3 separate regions of the Mus musculus genome follow, and regions 1 and 2 are each linked to region 3. The links are chromatin loops, found by intact Hi-C in ENCODE. Cell type or tissue: left cerebral cortex. All regions are shown on one strand. Region 1 overlaps Ddx42 (DEAD box helicase 42). Region 2 overlaps Map3k3 (mitogen-activated protein kinase kinase kinase 3). Region 3 holds the start of Limd2 (LIM domain containing 2).

Region 1 (8,000 bases), 75 kb before region 3:
CAAGAGACAGCTACATCTGGGTCTTTTCGATAAAATCTTGCTAGTGTATGCAATGGTGTCAGCGTTTGGAAGCTGATTATGGGGTGGATCCCTGGATATGGCAGTCTCTAGATAAAACTTCTTTTGTTGTTGTTGTTGTTTCGGTTTTTTGTTTTTTTGAGACAGGGTTTTTCTGTGTAGCCCTGGTTGTCCTGGAACTCACTCTGTAGACCAGGCTGGCCTCGAACTCAGAAATCCGCCTGCCTCTGCCTCCCAAGTGCTGGGATTAAAGGCGCGAGCCACCACCACCCGGCCAGACCCAGTTTTTAAGAGAGCCTAAGAAAACCTGTTTAAAATAGGAACTTGTAGCTGCTGATACATTGGTCATGGATATAACTAGACTGCTGTTTAGTCAACTGATCATAATGAAACCAAGACAAAAGGTTGGTTACTCACAGGATAATCCCAGCCTAGCTTTCCCATATTTAGAGGGAATTCCCTCAAAAGCAATCATGTTTTCTGAATCAAGAGAGATTGAGAACAAGATATACTTACTGGGGTACATACAACAATCTCTGCCCCTTCCTGAAGGGCCTTGGCCTGCTCCCACATGCTCCCTCCTCCATACACGGCCACTGATCGAAGATTATACGCTTTCCCAAACCGCTTACACTCTGCGTGGATCTAAAAAGTTGTTAATATTTTAAAAACTACTCAAAACACAGTCCTTAGAACACAGTATATACCACTATAGAAAATCAAAATGTAGCTGTACTTAGTGGCACAGGCTTATAGTTTAACTAGGTGATAAAAGCAGAAAGATAGCAAGTTTGAGTCTAACCTGGGTAACTTAAGACACAATCTCAAAAACAAAAACTAGGAAGATACAAACAGAAGAGGGCTGGGCATATAGCTCAAAGGCTGTGTTCAATTCCTATTACTGAAAACACACACACACACACAAACAGCCACCAAAACAAGAACAACCATTTAAAAATGAAAAAGGAAAAACCTAGAACATGCTTAAAATCGAAATTCTTTTGTTTCTTTTCATTTCTGTTTTTTTGTTTTGAGGCCGAATCTCTCTATATATTACTGTCTGGCCTGGAGCTTGCTATGTAGACCAGGCTGGCCTCAAAGTCAGAAAATTCTCCTGCCTCAGCCTCCCAAGTGCTGGGATTAAATAAATCTCCTACTACATCCAGCTTAATCATAAAACAAGGCTATGGTCTTCATTTGCATCATTCATCTTCTTGATCCAGTCTATTTACCAAGAAAATTAAATTCACTATACAGAAAACATTGTGAGCTTATAATATAAACAATTCCCATAATACCCACACCCCTTTGTGACTTTAAAAAAAAAAAAAAGCTACCCTTATTACGGAAATATGTTCACATTTCTCAAAACTTCACAGGGAAGATAATAATGTGAATATGCTTAATGTCAGCCACTGAACTAGATACTTAAAATGGGTTAGTTAAGATGGCCAATTTTATATGTAGTTTTATCATATTTAAAACAAGAGTTGGAGGAGGTTGGGGAGATGGTTCAGTGGGTTAAACACTTGCCACGCAAGTGTAAGAAATGACATTCAGACTTCTAGAGTCCACATAAAAGCTAGTGGGACTGGTGCCCTGCCAATGACCCCAGGAGTACCCAGGAGGTGGAGAGAGAATATGTGGAACAGCCCGCTCAAGCCAAAGTAGCAGTACTAGCTCACCAAATGGGAAGATAAATCCTGGAAGACACTCCAAAGTCAGCCTCCGACTTCTCTTATAGAACCACATGTATGCGTGTGCCAAGCAACAATAACTAAACTTCACAGATCATTCTGCTCACTGTCCCTTGCTAGTCCAAAAGTAGAAAGGGGCCTTTTATACAAAGCACATACCTGTTGACAAAGCTCCCTAGTAGGACACACAATAACTGCAATTGGTCCATCACCTGGTTCCAATTCCTTCTGATCCATTATATGAATCAACATGGGCCAAATAAAGGCTGCAGTTTTCCCACTGCCTGTTTTAGCAATACCAATCATGTCTCTCCCACTTAGTGCTACAGGTACACCCTAGAGAAGAAGAAAGGAAAGGTATATTCACTCAATTCTAAAGATGAACTAACGTCTTGGGGAAAATTACTACAAATGACATTCATTTCCAATGGAACAAAAATATTCTGGGCCATGAACATTAGCTGAATCCTGACATTCCCATGAGCCTGATTTAAAGGAAATATTACCTTCATGAAGGCATCATTTATAAAAAAAAATCATGACTCCCATTTGTATTGATATATCAAAATAAAGACTTGATGTATAAAGGGAGTTATTAAAAATTTTGTACAGGGCTTCTAATGTTCTCTCCTGGAAAATAAATAGGCCACTTCATTTATATGTAGGAATTTCTCTTTCTGTTTTTGTAAAGGAATACATAAATTCCACATTTGAATGGCAAACAGAAGCTATCCGTCACAGCAATAAATGAAAAACTTTCATGTCATTTACAAAGGGATTCTAGTCATTGAAAGCACAAAGTATATCCATGGACAAATCTTTTCTGTGAGGTTTAGAAAAGAAAGTATCTCCTTCACAACACATTTTCAATGGATTCAGCAGGTACAAAAAACCTTTTCCAAAGGTCTCCTTTCGCTCCCATCTTTAGAAGTTCCAGAGCTTTCCATCCCCACCCACCATGCTGTACGCACCTGACACTGTATTGGGGTCGGCTGTGTGTACTCAGATTTCCTAATCTGGTGCATAAGTTGTTCATCAAACCCAAAATGAGCAAAGCTACTTCCTGGTCTGGGAGGTGCAGCACCAGAGACCTAGAGACAAAGACAATTCCCAGGAAGACCGGTACTTTCACTTAAACAGCATTTACAGTTCAACAGTGCACACTCAGACCAAGCACTTTAGCTAGAATAAAGAGTGAAAAGCAGGTGTGTAAGCAAAAACACCAAAAAGGGTCAAACCCTGAACACGATGGCCTCATGCAAAGGAAACCATGGTAAGAATTCCTGAATAATCCCACCACCAATTTTAAATGATTAAGTACACAGAACTACCTCAAAATTAATTTTCTTATGAGAAATGGAAACAAATTATTCAACTAACTGAAAAAGTCATCAACATTCTTTTTACCAAGTTGAATAAACATTAACTGGGATGACAGAAAAATTAAGATTCAGTGTAAGGTAAATTAAAACTGCAAATAAAATGAAAACACATCTATCGCTACTGTTTATAAAGATGCAACCTACTGATTTCTCAAGAGTTAACCATTCTCTTAGTGATGGCCTAGCCACCATCAAGCCTCCTCGTTTCAACTGGGTCCCAGTAAAGAAAGAGAACTACTGATTTCCGTTTTGTCTATATAGTAGTAGTAACTTTTTATTGCTTCTTTTAGAGTGGTCGTAATTTCCAACGAGGATTTTATTTATTTATTTATTTTTAAAGATTTATTTATTATATGTAAGTACACTGTAGCTGTCCTCAGACTCTCCAGAAGAGGGCGCCAGATCTCATTACGGATGGTTGTCAGCCACCATGTGGTTGCTGGGATTTGAACTTGGGACCTTTGGAAGAGCAGTCGGAGCTCTTAACCACTGAGCCATCTCTCCAGTCCGGATTTTATTTATATATATATGTGTGTGTGTGTGTGTGTGTGTGTGTATAAAATATATAATATATAATAAAAATATATATAATTGAAGACCTTTCTTTGGGGAAGAAGGTACTATTAACTTCTTAGAAACTTCATCGGGAGTGTAAACATGTATTTGTGCATACATATACACACATACATACTATGATATCTTTGAAAATTCAAGATTTTAAATATTATATAGCAACTAATAAAGCAGAAATAAACCAGTCATTCACACTAGAGCAAACCAACATATCCTCTCTGCTATTTGACCTTAACATATTAAAAACATTTTAAGTAACATGGCAAATGGGCAACTCAATTTGTTGGTGGCAATTTAAAGTGTTATTGTAAAATTAGTGCGTGAATGTTTTTAAAAGTCAGTGATTTATTTGAATATTTTTAAAGTAGACTTTGTGTGTGTGTGTGTCCCCGTTCAGAGCAGGTCTAAGCCCTCTGAGCCTGAGTACAGCTACCTGTGGGATGCCTCGCTTATGTGCAAATAGCTGAACCTCAGTTCTCATGACTAAGCAGCAAGCACCAAGCCAACTCTCCAGCCTTCTCATTTACTATTTTAAAAAAACACATCATATAAAACTTGAAGAAAATATAATTTCAAAATATTCCAACAGCTCATGGTTTGTTCACATCTATTATTAATTCTACTTCCTGCCTCTGAAGATGTGTTTCCTATTTTTTTATTCTTAGTCCACCTAACTCAGTACAAAGTTGACTGAATGTGCAAAACAAGATATAGGGCTGATGAGAAGACTCAGCAGGTGAAGGCACTTGTCATCAAGCCTGACAATGAGGTCTATTCCCAGGAATCACATGCTGGAAGGAGAACCAACTTCTGCAAGGTGACATCTGAAAGCAACCCCCCAATATCCACACACATATGTGCACACACAGTATTTTTAAAAGATGAAAAGTTAAAACCAAAATAATCTTTCTGAAATAGCATCTTTAGGGCTAAATCAATCAAATCCAAGACACACAAACCCTAGGGCTGTAATTATTATTCTCCCTAGTAAATAAATCTAGGCTTACTATCTGGATGAGCGGTAATTCTAAACTTGTACAAACACTGATGTAAGGATTCTTGCGTAATGGTTCTTACCCGAAGGTTGAGCTTATGTCGCAGGTCTATCAACTGCTGTGGAGTGAGGTTGGTTATCTCCTCATGTTCATTGTAAAAATTTTTTTCAAATGGTGGATAGTCAATCTGCAGGTCCAATTATTCAAAGTTAGTCTAGAATTCAAGAGTCAATCCTGTAAGTTTGATTTAATGTAAGATAACTTTTTACAAATATTATAAAAACAAAGGCATTCTTTCTAGAAAGATAATGAATTCATTTATTTCTGACACACTCTTAAAAAAGTACAGCCTATATTTTTTCCAACTCCAACTTTCTTCTTTTTGTTTGTTTTTTTGTTTGTTTGAGACAGGGTTTCTCTGTGTAGCCCTGGCTGTCCTGGAACTCACTCTGTAGACCAGGCTGGCCTCGAACTCAGAAATCTGACTGCCTCTGCCTGCCAAGTGCTGGGATTAAAGGTGTACGCCACCACACCCGGCTTGAACTCCTACTTTCAAAACAGACACCAATTTACTTTCCACAGACATCTCAGACTTTAATAACATGCAGCAGAATAAAGAATGGCTGTAGTGCTAAAGGTCTCAGAGGACAAATTTTTAAAAAGAAATTATTTTACAAATATCATTAATGCTTAGGATTAAGTTGTTCATCCAGGTCCAAGCATTTAAAAACATTATCAGTATTTCCTTTAGAGATAGGTTTGTCTTGAGAAGGAATTCTAATTTTTTTTTTTAAAGCATGGAATTAGGGCTAGAGAAATGGCTCTTGCAGAGGATCCAACTTCAGTTTCCAGCATTTACCCTCAGTGGCTTTTAACTCTAGAGATAGCAGATCTCTTCTGTCCTTTGGACTCTGCACTCATGTGCACATATCATCCCCACCACATACACACATCATTAAAAAATATAAAACTCTTTTTATTCTATGTAGGTGTCTGTGAGAGTGCATGCCCCATATGTGCAGATGGCTGGGGAAGCTACAACAGGACATCACACTCCTTGGAACTAGGTTTATGCATGAGCCGCCTGGTATGGGTGTGGGTGCTATGACCTACACTCAGGTCCTCTGAAGAGCAGCAGGCCGCTCTTAGCCACAGAATAACTTCAGCAGTTCCAAAAATAAAGTCTGTAAAGCTCTAAAATTGCCCACGAAACTTATTAAAATGAACGGCCAAGCCTATTTTGGCTGATTTGTTTTGATTGTTTTTTTTTTTTTTTTGAGAGTATCTTAATATGCAGTCCAGGCTGACCTTGATAGTGCTGGAACTCGACATGCACCACATACAGTTTTATGAAATGCTGGGGATTAAACAACAGGCCTTGTGAATGGTAGGCAAGTTACTCTTCTGACTGAGTTAAATCTTCAGGCCCAAATTTTCTTCTTATAGTACACAACCATTTACAGTAAGCCTTTTTGGTTTTGAAATAGTCTCATTTAGTAAACAAAGCTAAGCTGCAAACCACTATGCAGTTTAGGCTAACCTCAAACTCTTGGCTATCCTCCTGCCTCTGTCTCATAAGTGTTGAGACTACAGTGAGCTAGTTTATATATTATGAACGCCTCATGGAATTTCTGATCCAACCACTTAGCAGAAATAAAGATTCCAAACTATGAAACTGTATCAGTTAGAAACAAAGCAAAAAATGTAATACCTCCGAATGATCAATGGGAGGAAGGGGATCGATAATTTTTTTGGAAGGTGCAATTGGATTTCCATCACTGTCATACTCCAAATTGTCCTCTTCTTCCTCCTGAACCACCCCAGCAGTTGGGTTCTCTGCCATGTATCGAAAATAAGCTTCCTGCAGGAAAGCACAAGAGCACAATCAAACCTAAGTACAGTTAAGAACATTTATACATTTGCAATCAGTGCACATGCAGTGCACACACAGTGAACCATAAGATTATATAATTTAAACAAATACCTATCAAATAAGGAAAGACTTTCACTAACATAGCAATGATTTCTTTTACAATAGCAATACTCAAAATCAATGAGCAAGACAATATTACACAATGATCTGATTTATTTAACAGAAGCCTTCCTGTTTGTGGGGACATCTTACTACCCTGCCCAGAGCTGAGGAAGACATGCTTTGGCTTTATACCAATCCAAGTTTGGAAGTTAACACTGATTAGAAAGATCACAAACCTGGAAGTCTATAGTCCTCACCATCCCACACTAGACAAGGCAAAAAGAAGTACTAATGGATAGTTACTAATGTTTCAACTACAATGTAAGAGTCACAAACAATTACTGGAAAGAGGCAAAAAAAAAAAAAAAAAACCAGTAAGAGGCCCCACACAACTCATATTACTGGCTTATCACAGTAAACTTAAAATTTGGATTAAAAAAAAAACCTGAATAAGGTTCTTTTTTTAAAAAAAAATGTCAGTTGATCAAAAATCCCACGTGCATCATGGGGGAAGGGAATCTGGAGATAGTATTAATTGGTCACACAGATAGAAAAGGAGTAAGTCATTCAGTGAAGGCAAGCTCTGACCTGTCCCCAGTATAGACTTTGTGGAGTAAAAATAAAAGATAGAAATACTGCATAGAAACTCACTTGGTCATCTTCCTCTTCAATGTCATCTCGAATACCCCTGGAAAAACAAGCGGAGAAACAAACTTCCCTGCAAATGTTCCACATACCCAGCTCCATACTTACAACAGCTTAGTGTTGAATTCCATACAGTATAGAACTCTCAACACTAACGTTAACAAAGCAACAATAAGTATACTGTACACGATCCACCCATAATATATGTGTGGCTTAACTCTATGAGCTAAAGATTCCCTCTTTTTGCAATGAGATGATATGGTACCCTTAGAAACATCAATTACCAACTGATATGAGAGGTAAAATCTAGCTAGGAAGTGGTGGCCCATTCCTTTAATTCCTCAGAGGAATTAAATAGCACCCCAGAAGCAAATGTAGGTGGATCTCTGAGTTAAGAGACCAGCCTGGTCTATAGAGTTCCAGGTCAGCTAAGGGCTACACACAGAAACAGTGTCTTAGACAGACAGACAGACAGACAGACAGACAGACAAAACAAACAAAAAAAAGTAAAACCTTTCTTGGTGAAGAGAGGTATGGAGGGATACTAAGCTTTGTCAATATATACAACAAACATAACATAGTTGTGTATTACATATTGAAAAGAAAACCCTCCTGGGTTTGGTATACAGTTGAAAGAATATCACAACTTTATTATTCCTGTAACTTCTAGCTCTAGAATAAATTGCTTTTAGTCAAAATCAGTTACCTTGGGGAT
Region 2 (8,000 bases), 66 kb after region 3:
AAATAATCAGTAAAAGCAAAAGAATTACATGAATATAGATCTCATAATACAGGAAAAATTTATTCTTATTCTTCATGGATGAAATGCTATGCCAAGAACTCCAGCTCTTGGACCCATACTGGCTGCTACATATCATTAACTATTTAACAGAAGTGTGAAAGGGACCAAAGCATTCAAGCCTAGTATTACAGTACCCTTAGCTTCTCATATATTCCTCATTTAAAAACCTTCCCCAATAAATAAGGTTAAGCTCTACCAGAGCCACACGTACCTGCCTGTTTGGGTGACCTGTGTCCTTATTCTTCATGGTCTCATATCCAGACAACCGGGTTCGTCGGCTCATCTGGAGGGCCACCAGGTCCTTCATGATCGAGTCTAATGCCTCTTGTTCATCTGCATTTAAAGAGAGCATGTGGGCTTAAGATACTTCAATACAGACCAATAAAGAACTATTTCCACAAATTATACGACTAATATTCCAGGGAGTAAAATGACATACCCTGAGCCAGATGTGGTAGCACATGCCTAAATGCCCACACTTAAGAGGCAGAGGCAGAGGATCACTGTACTCCAAGTATGCAGCCAGGAACTACAGCAAGATTGTTTCAAAAGAACAAGACAGACACTGTAACTACAGTCATTTAATGGTTAAGATAATTAAGGTCAAGCTAAAGCAATCTGAATTTTAAAGTTTTCTCAATAGTCCTCCAGATTTCTAGAAATGCACTGATTGGGTCTGAGGAAATAGTTTATTCAATGCCAGAAGACTTCAACCACGAAAACCCTGAGAAGTTGGAGTAAGGAACAGCATAGCACAATACAGTTGGCTACTGAGTGGGAATATAAATTCAGCAAGCTCATCAGGGCTAGAATTGGTCCCAAACCTAGTCTTCCTTCCTTCCATCCTTCCTTCCTTCCTTCTTTCCTTCATTTTTTTTTTTAAGGCAGGGGCTCACTATGTATGTAGCTCAGGCTAGCCCAGAATATGACATCCTCCTGTCTTAGCAACCTAAGTGCGATTTTTACAGGATTGGTAACTATACCTAGCCAGACTTACTCTTTTTATTTTTTTAAAGTTTTACTTATTTATTATATGTAAGTACAGTGTAACTGTCTTCAGATACTACAGAAAAGAACGTCAGATCTCGTTACAGATGGTTGTGAGCCACCATATGGTTGCTGGGATTTGAACTCATGACCTTCAGAAGAGCAGTCGGTGCTCTTACCCCGCTGAGCCATCTCACCAGCCCTACTCTTAAAGCACTATGTGTACAAGAGGACATCTTAAAGGACCTCAGGTAGCTGCTTTGAACAGTTGTTTTACATGGCTTCTTTAAATATGGTTCTAATTACAAAGTTTACAGGCAGGTTGGCTTCTGATAGGGAGGTCAGAGGGTAGTTCTCCTGGCCAGAGCAATTCATCACCCTCAACTCACTGGCTTTACTGTAATCCCCCTGTCTGGGACACTGTGGAATACTGCGTTCTCACCCTCTGAAGACAAACTGTTCAAAATCCAGAACACAAACCAGCCCAATCTCAAGCTTTAAAATTCTCCCAGAGATCTTTGCCCCTTCAAATAACATTTAAAGGTTGAAAATAAGTGTATCTGTCGATCTGGAAGAGAACATGAGGGTAAACTGTCACACTCCCCAAATGACTCACTTGGGAACTTAGGACACACCTTTTAAAAAAGCAAGTTTAAAAAAAAAATCTCCACCCAAAGAAAGTGCCCATCTTCTGCCCTTTATTCTTGTCCCTTATAATATTAATACTCCAGAGGAAGGAAAACACAGCATGATTCTGGTCTCTTCTCCAACTCCACCTGCCTCTTACCTCTTCCTAGAATACCTCTGAAGAGACATAGGAAAGACATAGAAAAAACATAGAGAAAGATACCTATAGAGATATTTTTGTCTGTTCAGAAAAGTAAAATTAAATTTAAAACCTGCAAGAAAAAAAGGAGTAGTTTCCCATATAATTCTACTTTAAAATATATACAAAAATTATAGGTCCAGAACAGTGAGTGGTCCATGCTCTTTAACCCAAGTACTGAAGAGGCTGAAGCAGGAGGTTCTTAACTTGGACACCAACAGGACAACACAGCAAGACCCTGTCTAGAAGGAAAAAGAAAAAAAATCGAAGGGAAGACGTGTTACACATATAATTCTAGTACTCAAAAAGATTAGAAACTTTCAATAAAATAACAAATGAGGATATAGGCCCTTCGTTGACTATTTTATACTTTTTTTCTAGCAGTTTCTCTATTGGCTCTTTAGAGAAAGAGAATATGATGTAGGAAAAGTAGAGCTATCGAGAATTTGCTTGTTCTATTGTTTTTAATCTAATATCTAATAAACAAACAAAAAAGCCAGTCACGTGGCACACACCCATCACTCAGAAGCAGAGGCAGGTGGATCTTTGTGAGTTCAAGGCCAGCCTGGTCTATATAGTTCTAGGTCATCCAGAGCAACAAAGTAAGACCCTGTCTCAAAAAAAAAAAAAAAAAAAAAGGAAGAAAAAGTTTTTAAGGGCTAGAGAGATGGCTCAGTGTTAAGAACAATGGTTGTTCAGTACCCTCTTCTGGCCTCCTTCAGGAGCAAGTCAAGCAAGAGATGCACAGATATACATGAGAGCAAAACACTGAGGTGGAAACTTCTAGTTTCTTTGGAAAGTCAGTTATATCAAATAATGTTTTGCTGTGGCACACAGGTGAAAGGATGGGTGAGGAACTAAAGGAGAGGTTGAACCCTTAATAAAGTAGGTTGAGAAAAATGTATTCCTACAAAGCACCAATACACATAAAATAAAATTAAGAACAAAACAAAGCCGGGTGTGGTGGCACACGCCTTTAATCCCAGCACTTGGGAGGCAGAGGCAGGCGGATTTCTGAGTTCGTGGCCACCCTGGTCTACAAAGTGAGTTCTAGGACAGCCAGGGCTATACAGATAAACCCTGTCTCCAAAAACAAAAAACAAAAACCAAAACAAAAAACAAACAAACAAAATAGAACAAAACAAAAACAAGAACAAAGGCTGGTGTATACATGTGCAAGGCCCTGGATTTAATCCCTAGCAACACACACACACACACAACACACTCACACTGGCACTCGCACGCATGTATGCACCCTAAAGGATAGTATCTAAACTGGCTTAAATGTGACAAACACATAAATTGCCTTATATTATTAAATATACTACCTATAACAATTCATCAGGATCAATATAAGATAATAAGATTAGTACTAGATGAATGTTGTCTGAGAAGCATCCAGTAAAAAATACTAAGAGCTTACTACATGTATGGAGATTCGGGAGGATTGGGTTTTGGGGGTTTGGGAGGTAATTTTGGTTCACTTTGGAGACAGTGTAGCCCTGAGTGGACTGGAACTTGCTATGTAGACAAGGCTGGCCTCACAAAGGTCCATTTGTCTACATATCCCACGTCCAACATGCATGAAGTTTTTAGTATCAATGTTACCACTGGAAGTATTAAGAATTTCAGTGTTAAGTATTCAGTGGTAGAAAGTATCTCAGTACTTGCCTAGCATGTACAAGGCCCTACTTTCAATGTCTAGGAGAGAGGGGAAGGGAATTAGAATTTGCTATTATAAGGGTTGGTTTATCAGGTTGACAAATTTTTCTTCCAGGAGGCTAACCAATTCTCAGTGTTATTTGGTGTTCCTAGGACTAACAAGATACTAGGAGAATGGTTTGACATTCTTTCCTGAAATCTAGGACAGCTGATATAAGTGTGGCAGAGGTTTTATGAGTTGAAATTTTATGAGGACAAACATAGAACTAGAAGCAGTGACATTTTTCAGTGATGCTTCCAACTACAGACATAGATGAAGACAAGAAGGGAACTGAGTGTCTCTTTTAGGCACTGCTTCCTGGACTGAGATTTTTAACTCAATTAAAATTATCAGCATTCCCTCAGCATGAAATCCCATAAAAGCAATTCTTAAAAACAAGAGCCTTCTTAGAAGACAGCAGTCAAGAATATGAACTTTTAGTCAGAAACATCTGAGGTTAAGGAGTCCCTAAATCATGTGTTTTCCCTAAATCTCAATTTCCTCATTTGCAAAATGAGGTAATAAAGCATCATTTTAAAGAATTACTGAGATAGAGAGACGTGAAGATAGAAGAAAACTTACAAATTACTTTTCATGGTACTTAGTAACACTTTAAAAATGCTAGCTGTTACTGTCATCAATATGAAAAGGTCAGTGGAAAAAGACAGGAAGGGCTATTTAGTCTACCCTAGGGTTTAATTCATTCCTGAATTTTTATTAATGATTAACAACCATTTGCTCAACATTTATCATGCATTATACATTAGAAAGCTTTTTAAAAAGGATTTATTTTATATATTTCAGTGCATGGATACCTGCCTGGTGCCCACAAAGGCAAGAATGACGCACTTGATGGCCTAAACTGGAGTTATAGGTGGTTCTAAGCCAACAGGTGGGTACTGGGAACTGAACCCAAGTCCTTCACAAGAGCAACCAGTGCTCTTAGCTGCTGAGTTATCTCTCTAGTCCTACTTTAAAACATTTAAAAAGCAACCAGGAATGGTAAAGCCCAACTTTTATCCCAGCACTTAGAAGGCAGAGGCAGAAAATCTCTTAGAGGCTAGCCAGATCTAGTAAGCTCCAGGGCAGCTAAAACTACATAGTAAGACCCTTGTCTCATGAAAAGCAAAAAAGAGAAAAATTTAAAAGCTACTTCAGAATGTATAAACTCTTGGGGTAAAAACATAAACAAGCTGGGAGTGGTGGCCCATACCTTTAATCCTAGCAATGGGAGGCAAGGGAAGGGTAAATAAACATTGAGTTTGTGAATCTAGTTTAGTCTCCAGAAACAGTTCTAGGCTAGCCAGGGCTACACAGTTAAGACCTTGTCTCAAAAACAAATAAATTAATTTCTGAAAATAATAAATATACAAATACAATGTAATTTTAAAAAGTAGAAGTAGGTTGAAGAGACAGGGATAGTGACACACACCTGTAATCCCAGCTCTTAGGAGGCTTAAGGCAATAGTATCACAAGTATGAGACCAGCCTGGGCTATATAGTGAGACCCTGTCTCAAAATAAATAAATAAACACACATAGAGACACACAGACACACAGACACAGACACACACACACACAATTAAACCAGGTATGATGGCACATGCCTCTAAATTCAGCTTTAGGGAGTCTGAAGCAGGAAAATCCCATCAAGTTCAAGGCCTAGTCTCACAAAAACAAAGTAAACTGGTTTGGACAATATACAAACCATCATACTTAAATAAAAATGTATGAAAATATTTTTAAGAGGTGAGTAGCAAGAACTGTATATAGATGGTTTTATATAATCATTAACAGAATAAATAGTAATTAACAGAATAAAGATTCTTTCAGAAGAGCAAGCTATTTCAGCCATAGAAGAAAAAAAGTAAAGAATTTATCAAATTCTATCAAATTTTATCAAATAAGGGATAAAAAAGAAATAAAGAAAATCAGATCTTGATCAATATGCTACCAGTAAAGCATAAAAACATAAAAAGGAAGAAAATACTTGAAATTTAAAAATTAGGGTCATTTGTTGTGGCATGTCTACAATCCTAGCTTGAGAGGTAAAAACAGCAGAAGTTTAAGGATATTCTTAGCTATATGGAGAGATCCAGGCCAGCTACAAATAAATGAGAATGTGTTTCAGACAGACAGACAGACAAACAAACATGGGGTTGGAGATGCTAATTGGGTGAAGGTCCTTGCTGCCAAGACTGACCACTTGAGTTGGATCTCTAGGAACCACAGAAAGGAAGGTGAGAGTTAACTTTCAGAAGCTGTTCTCTAACCCTCTACATACATGCCACCATGGCCTAGGTATCCTGCCCCCACCCCACCCCACAAAAACACACACACAAAATGAGTAAATACATGTTATTTATAAAGAAATTTAGTAACCTAGGAAGGGTATGATGTGTATTCACAGAAAACAAGAAACCTGTGAACCAAGGATGAGAGAGGTCGGCCGTACAATAGAAGCACAGGTTGGCAAGAGGGCTTAGCAGGGAAAAGTGCTTTGCCATCAAGCATGACAAACTGAGTTTGATTCCTGAAACCCACATGGTGGTAGGCAAGAAGTGACCCCTATACAAACAATACTTTGAGCTACACACACACACACACACACACACACACACACACACACACACTGTGGCATACATGAGCATGTACCTGGTGCACACAGAAAAAGAGAGGGGGAGGGGAGGGAAACAGAGGCTCCTAAGAAACCATAAGAAAGCAGGTACCTCGTACTTGTACTTCTTCTCTTATTTCTGACTTATGGTGTGGAGCCATACACCCTCCTCCTTCCTAGCTCCAGTAGGAAGTTACTTTTCCACATTGAACTTTATCTGAAGGGTTTTTAAGGGAAGTCCCTTTTATGAGTTTTCTTGGTTAACCCAGAAGTTACAGGAAGCACCATGTCTTATAATAAACATTGTCATCCTACAGACAAACAATCTCTTTTCCACATTTACAAATCCCCAAAGTAATATTTTGTTGGTCGCAGTTTTTTAAGACAAGGTGGCCCTGGCTGTCCTGGAACTTGCTATTCAGACCAGGTTTACCACCTGCCTTTCTCCCAAGTGCTGGAATTAAAGGAGTGCTCTGCCACACCCAGTCTAAAGTAATTTCAATTTTTGTTTTCACTTAAGTAATGATGTTATTTCTTCATCTTGCCAAGGCTCTGTCTTAGCTCTGCCAGGTCATCTGATCATACTGTTCAACTCAAGAGTCTGTGCTCCAGAGTCCCTGAGTCAGATTTTACTTTCTCTTCATGACATTTCATGTATTTCCACTGCCTCTACGCTGACCATATTCAGACAAAAAAAAAATTTTCCATTATATTTTTATTGATTGTTTGGGAATCTGACAGCATGCACCCCACCACACTTACTTCCCAGTCCTCCCAGGTCTGGCCTCCTCACTGGCAAAAATAATTTACAGTAAGTATGCACAACCAAACCCCATCTTCGATCCAAAAAAATTTCTTCTTCAAGAACAAGGGTGAGGGACTCAGCCTTTAAAATCTCTTGCCATGCAAGCCTAATGCTTAGATCCACTGTGGAAGAAAAGAAGTGACTCACAAAAGCTGTCCTTTAACCTCCACATGTTGGTGCACACACACACACTCTTGCACACACACTCACACAGATAGACACACTTTTAAAAAAACATGGTTCAGCCAAGCACAGTGCATACCAGTTCATGGGCAAGTTTAGTTTGAGCCAAGTGTAGGCCACATGAGACCCAGTTTAAAAAAAAAACAACAACAACAACAGACAATGGTTGAAGCCAAGAGTGGCGACTCACATATGTAACCCTACCAACTAGGAAGCAGAGGCAGGCAGATCTCTGTGAATTCCAAGCTACGCTGCTCTACATAGTGAGCTGTAGGCCAGCCAGCTACAGGTTAAGACTGTCTCAACTCTTCTTCAAAATTTTAAAGATAATGAAAACTTTTAAAAGTACAGTATTTAATTTTTTTATTTAAAAGTTAAATATAGCCGGGCGTGGTGGCGCACACCTTTAATCCCAGCACTTGGGAGGCAGAGGCAGGCGGATTTCTGAGTTCGAGGCCAGCCTGGTCTACAGAGTGAGTTCCAGGATAGCCAGGGCTATACAGAGAAACCCTGTCTCAAAAAACCAAAAAGTTAAATGTGTATTGTTCTATTACTAGGAGATATAACAATCTACCAAAGTTAATGGCTCAAATGCATATTACAAAGTAAAGCACTGCTTGCTAGTAAGAATCAATAGAATCACCACTTTACACCCTTTGTGTGTATGCATCTGCAGGTCTTGTGCATGTGCCTCTCTAAGTCAAAGGTTGATATCAGGCATCTTCCTGTACATCTCTCCAAACTTTGGGGAACAGGATCTCTCACTCATGTAGGATGGCTGGCCAGCAGGCACCAGGAATCCTCCTGAAGACCTGCCCAGG
Region 3 (8,000 bases):
AGAAACATCCGTGGTCACCTTTTTCTTTTCTTTTCTTTTCTTTTCTTTTCCGAGACAGGGTTTCTCTGTGTAGTCCTGGTTATCCTGGAACTCTGTAGACCAGGCTGGCTTCGAACTCAGAAATCCGCCTGCCTCTGCCTCCCTAGTGCTGGGATTAAAGGCATGCGCCACCACGCCCGGCTCCGTGGTCTCTTAATTCCCTAGAGTTTGAGTATAAAATTTTTTTAAAAGATTTATTTTATGTTTGTGAGTACATTGTAGCTGTACAGATGGTTGTGAGCCTTCATGTGGTGTAGGACCTCTGCTCGCTCTGGTCAGCCCCACTCGCTCCGGTCAGCTCCTCTCACTTTGGTAAACTCCCCTCGCTCAGTCCCTGCTTGCTCTGACCCAAAGATTTATTTATTATTATACATAAGTGCACGGTAGCTGACTTCAGACGCACCAGAACAGGGCGTTAGATCTCATTACGGGTGTGGTTGCTGGGGTTTGAACTCAGAACCTTCGGAAGAGCAGTCAGTGCTCTTAACCACTGAGCCATCTTGCCAGCCCTAGTATTAGATTTTGCCTTGGCAAAATTATCAGAAAGGGTACCAGTGCTGGCAACTAGCCAAGCCCACCTCTGGGCAGCAAGGGGTGGAAGATTTTGTCTTGTAACCTGATGTTTGTCTCCTTATGGTTGGTACTAATACCCAGCAAGTGTAACCCAAGAACCTGTCGTCCTGGCTGGCAGCCAGGGATGAGGAGCAAGGGGACCTGTTCTGACCTTGTTCCTGTGCATGCCCACGTGTACAACCCCAGCTCAGCATTTTCCACCTTGCCAGTCCCCTGGGTGAGGCCCTCACCTCTGGCTGAGGTCTTATGCCCCTTTTTTCTGAGAATTCTCAGACCATCAAATGCTCCCCAAGGAAACTTTATGTTTTCTTAGGAAGTTTTACAGTTGAGGCTGGGAGTCCAGCTTGGTTGGCAGAGTACTCACACAGCAGACGTGAAGTGCCATGTCGTGTGTCCCCCCCACCCCCCAGACAGGGTTTCTCTGTGTAGCCCTGGCTGTCCTGGAACTCACTCTGTAGACTAGGCTGGCTTCGAACTCAGAAATCCGCCTGCCTCTGCCTCCCCAGTGTTGGGATTAAAGGCGTGTGCCACCACCGCCTGGCAAGCGCCATGTTTTGCTCCCCAGCTCCTCAGGACTCTCTCTACTGGGCATGGCTCAGAGTACTTTATAAACCTAGCACTTGGGGGTAGAGGCGAGAGGATGGGATTGAACATCACCCTTTGCTACATAGCTGGTTTGAGTCCCGCCTGGGCTAGAGATCTTGTCTAACAACTACAGAACATTTAAAGAAACTTTAAAAAAATTTTCCTACTGGAGGTAGGCTAGGGGACCTGAAATGGCATGTGACAGAAGCTCATGTGACACTCCAGCGCTTCTAGCCCCTGCCCAACTTTTTCTCAGATACTTAAAAAAATTTTTTGTGTGTGTGTCCGTGTGTACCAGGATATGACTTGTAGCCCTGGGTGGCTTCGAACTCAGAACGCTGGCGTGGGCCCACAGTTAGCTGCTTTCGATCCTTCCTCCTCCTAGCTAACTGCTGACTGTGGTAGCTTTCTCCAGCTCTGCCCACAGATGGTCCCAGCAGGGCGGGCTGCCAATCAGTGCCCCGGAGCAGCTGCCTGGTGTCCCTAAGGGCTTCACCCTTCTTGTACAAAACAGCTCCCTTGGAGAATCTGATGATAGGTGTGGATAATTTTTCCTAGGAAGAGTCACCCCTAGTTGTGGAGGAACACCCATTACGAAGTCCAGGCTGAGCCTCAGTGCAGGCAAACATCGACCTGAGGCTGAGGGAGAAAAGCGAAGCTCAGCGTGGGTGCATTAGCACCACAGTGGGGCGCGGGTGGGGATGGGTGATGCTGCCTGCTGCCTCCCTGTTCCCCTGCCAGGCAGGAGGCGGTAAGTTGTTCTGTTCCCTGACACGCGTGGGCCTGCGCTAGAGCCACCAGTTTTATTCCTGTTACAGGGGTGTGGAAATATGTCGCCGAGGGCTGTGTGAAGACAGTCTCCAGCTGGGCTTCAGGCAAAGCCCTCAGCAGAAGTCTGTGCCCTAGATGCTGCTGCCTAGAGTCCTTCCCCTCAACCTGCTGTGCAGTGGGCTGGGGCGGAGCGGCAAAAGCAGCTCTTGTTGCACTTTGTTCTCTAAACAACTCCAGCCTAAATGGCTCTCTGCTCCCTTCGGTGGAACAAGGTGTGCTTGATGCAAGGAAGTGGGTCCTTTCAGATAGGGGCTTGACCTGGGCCATGGCAAGGCCCGAGGTTACTAATCCCACAAAATCTGGTCACAGAAACCATTTAGGATGTCGAGCTTAAGGGGGCTGGTGATTTCGGAAACCACAAGGCTGCAGTTCTCGGATAGCGGATCTGTCACACCCCTTCAGTAGTGACATGGGCCCACCGCCGGCTCCCTTGGCCTAACATCGGGGTATACGGAGGGACTACGAGCCGCCTCCATCTTCCTCTGTAGGACTCCGTGGCTGCCAGTGGACCTGCCTCCCGAGTCCCCACAGTGGGGTGCCTCAAACTACTGGGTCTTAAGAGCGCAAGAAGGGGGCGGAGCTAATGGGACTGCGTTCACAACGGCTAACGGGTAAACCGAGGCAGTAAAGGCCCAGGCCATTTCTGAAGGTCCGCGCCGGAAGAGCCTTGCGTGTCGATCGCAGGCTGAACTCGTCTCCTCCCGAGATCTGCGATTCGGTCCCCGCCGTCGTCCCTTCTCCACGAGCGGCAGAGGAGGTTGGCTCCGGGAGGCGGGAGAGCGCGGGCTGTGAAAGCGATGTGGGGGCAGACAAAGGCGGGGGGACGGCGAGCAAGGGAAAGACAAAGCACAGAGGGGGGTCGGCGGCGGCTTCTCCCGGAGGCGGCCCCGGGCGCGCGGAGCCAATGGGCGGGCGCGGGGCGGGGGCCGGCGGGGGCGGCGCCGCGGTGAGGCGGCGGCTGCCGCTCGGGGACCACTGGCAGCGGCGGCAGCTCGCGCCCGCGCCACTTGCACCCGAGGCGGTCCCGCAGCGACCGACCCCCGCCCCGCGGCGCAGGCCGGGCCCGGTGAGACCCACGGCGGCCGGGGGGAGGGGCGCGGAGCGTTGCGGGGCCGACGCCGCCTGGCGGTTCGCGCGTTGCGCTCGCGGGGATCCCGAGGCTCGCGTCGGTCCCGTAGGGCCGGCTCGTGGTGGGGTGGGGTTTCGGGGTCTGGGGTCCCGAAGAGCGGGCGCGGGAGGCAGCGCAGCCTGGCCAGGCAGGAGGTCGGGCCCAGCACTGTCTAGGGGCTGGACGTCTAAGCCCGGTGAGGGGGCGCGCGGGTCTGGCGGTACCCTGCCCAGACCTCTGCTGACCTCCCTTCATCCCAGGCGGGGTCTCTGCCTGTGCTTCCCACAGGCAAAGACCGTGGAGCCCCTGTCCCCGGCCACTCTCGCTAACTTTGTTCTGTCTCCACATATGTTTCCACTCAGGGACCCCCTAACCCTTGGGGGCTGTATGAGGGGCGGGTAGGCTGTTGGGGGTGGGTGAGGGGCGGAAGTGGCAAGACCCAGAGCAACAGGAAATGACTTAGGGAAAGTCCCAACCGCAGCCCCCCAACCCCCTGCCTAAAAACACCCCAGCCTGCAGAGTGGGGGAGGGCTCATGGGGCCCCACTGACTGACTTCCCCTTGCAGAACCCTCTTGGCTCGGCATCTCCTCCAGGGCCACCAAGCACCTCTGAAGAGCCATGTTCCAAGCTGCCGGAGCCGCCCAGGCCACCCCCTCTCATGTAGGTGTCCAGCCAGGTGGGGAGGAGTCAAGGGGACAAGAGCAGCTTGTTTGCTTGGCACCTTGTGCCACCTCGAGTGCCCCTGGGATGTGGGCTGGGCCACCGGAGAGCTGACCCCTCTGACTCTTCCTCTTCCCCCAGGAAGCCAAAGGCAGCAGTGGCAGCAGCACGGTACAGCGGTCTAAGGTAGGGTCCTAAGGGTGGGTGTGGGCAGAGGAAAGGGTCGGCGCTAACCCGGCTTCTTGCTAAGTGTACTCTGCTCCTACTCCACAGTCCTTTAGCTTGCGGGCTCAGGTGAAGGAGACCTGTGCAGCCTGCCAGAAGACTGTGTACCCGATGGAGCGGCTGGTGGCAGACAAGCTCATTTTCCACAACTCTTGTTTCTGTTGCAAACACTGCCACACCAAACTCAGGTGCGCTCCTGCCCTGTCCCGGCCTGCCCACCTACTTGCCCACCCTTACCCTACCTTCCCGCCCTGCCCCAGACTGACCCAGATGTTCTCTGCTTCCACAGCCTGGGCAGTTATGCTGCAATGCACGGTGAATTTTACTGCAGACCTCACTTTCAGCAGCTGTTTAAGAGTAAAGGCAACTACGATGAAGGGTTTGGTCGTAAACAGCACAAGGAGCTCTGGGCCCACAAGGAGGTGGACTCAGGCACCAAGACGGCCTGAGACCCCTTTAACACCCATTCCCTCCCAGCACATGGCCTCCCGCTGGGCAGTGGAAAGGAGATTAACCCGGGGGCGCGGGGTGGGAGAGGATGAGGCTCCCTCACACAGGTTTCAGGCATAAGGCTCTGCTCCAGGATTCCTTACTTTTCCCATGGGAGGTTGGCGTTGGGAACCAGAATTGGAATTTTCACCATACTGTGTCCTTTAGTCCACCTCATCTCACCCCACGGCTCCCTGGGAGGCCCACAAGCCCAGCTTCCCTACTTAGGTGCCTTTTCTCCAGCAAGGAGTCAGCATGCCCTCCTCAGGGTCCCAAGCTCCCTCACTGCCACCTGGGCCTTGTGTACCCCCTTGTCTCCCCATCTACCTCTGCCCCTTAGCCTGGTAATGAGCCACAGAGACTGGAAGAGGGAGAGTGCCATCTACTGGGCCTCATAGATGCCACCTCGCTGAGGGGGGAGGGCTGGGGAAGAGGCAAGACAGCCTGCAGCCTTCAGGGTCTGGGGGTCCCTTGCACCACAAAGCTAAAGCTCTTGCTAGAGCCTCAGCTGACAGGGTCGGCAGTAGCTATGCTCCTCCATCTGTTGTGCTGTTCTGTTGTGATCAACCCTCTTTTAAAAACATTTAAACAGCTCTTGACTCTCTTGTGTGGCCTGATGGGGATGCTTTGTGGCAGGCATGCAGCAGACTCCTCATAGCGAGGGGAATGGAGGACAGCCCACAATACTCCTGGCCTTAAAGGGGCTGGTGGTCTGTGCCACCTTGGGGTGTTAAGCTGTCAAACCTGAAATCCCACTGTGTATCCTCGTCCCAGAGTAGCCAGGCACACTGGCTTGCAACCACACAAATGTTTTGGGTTTTTGAGACAGGGTCTCACTGTAGCTCTGATTGGCCTAGAACACAGAGATCTGCCTGCCTCTGCTTCCAAAGTGCTGGGATTAAAAAGGCCTGTGTCATCCATGCCTGGCTTCGGTTCTTCAGAGGTTAATTCACTACACTTGAGTACAGAAGAGAACCTTTCTGACTTGGCCAAGACCTTAGTGTCTGCCTTTCTGCTAGCTGATTCCAGCTGTCCAATTTCCTCCTAGTCCTTTACCCTAGAAATCTGCAAAGAATGGTAGGAATCCATAGCCTATCAAGTGCTGCCAGTACAACGTCTTCCACCTTCTCTCCTCATGACTGTCATCTTCCTGGAGCCTCTTGTATGAAGTGGGATGTCACAGCTACTGTGCCAGGACCTCCAGGGGCAAACTTTGCGCTCCTCAGAGTTCATGCACACTGAGGGACGACATCACACAGCAGAAGCACAAGGCAAGTGTGAAGATGCTCCCTCAGTGGAAGTCTGAGTTGTCTCGCCCCAAGCCCTATTTTCCTGGCTTCTGCAAACTGCCTATGGGACAGATGAATCGGTAAGCAAGAGGTCAAAGGCTGCTAGGCAGCCCGGCCTCTGGTCTTGCTAATGGGTGAATCACTGTAGACTTCCTTCAGGTGGGCATCTGGGAAGCAGGCACGACAAAGCCTTGGATTTATGGGACAAGGATGGTCTCTTGCTGCAGTAAAGAAACAGTGGCTGGGCTGGACGTGGCAGCACATGCTTTTAATACCAGCACTCAGGAGGCAGAGGCAGGTGGGTCTCTGTGCATTCAAGATCAGCCTGTTCTATGTAGTGAGTTCCAGGACAGCAGAGCTACATAGTGAGACCTTGCCTCTGACTGATGTTCTGTAAGGGACCAAGGGAAACCCCTCGGCCAGGAAGACTACAAAATGCCATGAATGGTCCTAGGAACTCAGCTATTGATGGATTCGGCTCAGATGGACAACCAGTGCTGTCCCAGTGACGCGCTGGGATAAAAGGGAAGGAGAGGGGCCACCTTGGCCAAGTTATCACAGGCTGCTTTTGGCAGCCATTTCAAGTTCTATTTAAGAGGCCTCAACTTGGGTGTTAGGCATTGTACCCAACCCATCCCTGTAAAAATTCCCACCACCACCTTTAACCGAAAGCATGGTCACAGGACCCTTCTGATATAAATGATCCCTTTTATTGTAAGTAATGCACTGGCCTGGCTTTGCACTGCAAGCCCTCAGTCAAGATATAGTCAATAACTATGGCTGCAGGTTCTTCTGCACATTCCACAATTCAGACACAGAGCTGGGCAAGTGGGAGGGAGGGGAAGGAGGGTGGCAGCGTGCACCTGACCCAGGCTTGGCCCTTCCATGTGGGGTTGGTGAAGGCAGATAAACCCCATGGAATGAAGAACAAATGAAGGTGGTGTAGCATCTTTGCACAGCAGGCCAAGGGCTGCTAGGAAACCTTCCTTCATAACCTTTGGGCCCAGGCCACCCTGGAGGCCCACAACTTGTCATTTGGATTTGTTAATAAGAAAAAAATAAATTAACAGCTTGGTCCTGAGGCTGCTGAACCAGCATGTCCACAGTTTTTGGCACAAAAAAAGGTGTCTCCCCCCCACCCCCCCTTTGGAGTGCAGAATTTGTTGGTTTACTTTTAAGTTCATTTTAGAAACATTGCCTATGAGGTAATACACTCCCCCCCCCCCCCCATGGGGATATGGGGGGAGCTCCGTGAGAGCCTGAACCTGTGACAAGCAGAGTTGTCTCATCTAACATCTTGTCACCCCACCAATCTCTATCTCCTTTGGGTTCGGGGTGTGGATAGGGATAGGCTAAAGGGTGCTATATAGCCATCAGGATGGGGTCATGGAGAGGCCCAGCTGCCTTTTGGCAGCTTTGGTCTAGAAGAGGGGCCAGTCCCTACTTTGGGCAAAGGCTGAGGTGGAAGCAGGACTTTGCTCACTGGCTTCAGAGCAGTTAGAGAGTGGCCTGACAGACCCCCAAGGGAAAGGAAATAAAACAGAGGGGCCCAGGCCCAATTGGCACCGTGCAACACACATATCTGCAAAACCAGCTGCTTTCAATTTCTGTTCTCTCTTCAGGAGTCCATCACCGGTAACAGTCTAGAATTGATATATATATATAAAACCATCAAATATGGATCTGAGATATAAATTAACAAGTACAAGGCCTCACATTACATGATGTGAAAAGGCTAAAAACAGCGATAGAAACTACATTCATAAAAGTGCATCGTCAACATACAACGAAGGCTTTGGCTTGTTCTGTGCCCATGGGGAAGTGGGCATGGCTGGCAAAGAGCTGCCTGGCACTAATCCCCAGCTCCCTGGAGATGCCCATCCCTGGGCACTGGCTTCTTTTTTTTTTTTTTCCTTTCCTTTAATGATAACTCCCAAAAATTTGGGAGTTAGGAGGGAGGAGCTCTAGAAATAGGCACATTTGGAGGGGAAGAAAGGGGCTGGAAGAAAGGACCAGCACCCAGGCTGAGGTAAATATGGCCAACTCTAAGCTGCTTGGAGATAACTCTTTCCCTAGCCCCTACTGGCATCCTCCTTTGTGGGAGGAACAAGAAGGGAATGAGGTTGATGACAAGTGGACAGGTCGGGCTGAGGAACACAGCTGGTGGCTTTGGACACGGTTGTGGCAGCTCAAGGACTTT

Evidence for each region. A loop is a pair of places that touch in the nucleus more often than their neighbours do. Peaks named below come from ENCODE experiments on the same cell type or tissue, not always from the same donor. Only the 100,000 strongest peaks of a DNase experiment are listed, where the experiment ranks them.
Region 1: it touches region 3 in a loop (2.8-fold over the local background); 4 of 42 quality-filtered maps call a loop at or near these places.
Region 2: a loop joins it to region 3, with 2.1 times the contacts of the local background. A loop is called at or near these places in 5 of 42 quality-filtered maps.

The regions. Positions count from the first base shown.
Region 1 is chr11:106,229,658-106,237,657 of GRCm38, reverse strand. It overlaps Ddx42 (DEAD box helicase 42), which reads right to left. Exons shown (of 18, transcript NM_028074.4): 5 at 7,292-7,328; 6 at 6,377-6,526; 7 at 4,748-4,852; 8 at 2,687-2,806; 9 at 1,875-2,051; 10 at 535-663. Among named protein-coding and RNA genes, the nearest start is that of Ddx42, 17 kb to the right of the region's middle. In left cerebral cortex, a CTCF peak has its summit at 3,480 (motif pointing right); no DNase peak of the experiment used is centred here.
Region 2 is chr11:106,089,384-106,097,383 of GRCm38, reverse strand. Map3k3 (mitogen-activated protein kinase kinase kinase 3) reads right to left here. Exons shown (of 16, transcript NM_011947.4): 2 at 272-393. Among named protein-coding and RNA genes, the nearest start is that of Map3k3, 8.8 kb to the right of the region's middle. In left cerebral cortex, no CTCF peak of the experiment used is centred here; no DNase peak of the experiment used is centred here.
Region 3 is chr11:106,155,145-106,163,144 of GRCm38, reverse strand. Map3k3 (mitogen-activated protein kinase kinase kinase 3) reads right to left here. Exons shown (of 16, transcript NM_011947.4): 16 at 6,489-8,000. Limd2 (LIM domain containing 2) reads left to right here and starts at 2,969. Exons shown (of 5, transcript NM_172397.4): 1 at 2,969-3,094; 2 at 3,703-3,797; 3 at 3,939-3,983; 4 at 4,071-4,210; 5 at 4,312-6,891. The coding sequence starts at 3,756. The coding sequence ends at 4,471. Gm10840 reads right to left here and starts at 3,757. Exons shown (of 2, transcript XM_030246469.1): 1 at 3,687-3,757; 2 at 1,986-3,385. The coding sequence starts at 3,757. The coding sequence ends at 2,584. Strada (STE20-related kinase adaptor alpha) reads left to right here. Exons shown (of 13, transcript NM_001252448.1): 13 at 1-171. In left cerebral cortex, CTCF peaks have their summits at 3,193 and 4,897 (motif pointing left); DNase peaks (open chromatin) are centred at 4,888, 5,786, 6,534, 7,609 and 6 more places; H3K4me3 peaks cover 3,018 bases; H3K27ac peaks cover 6,025 bases.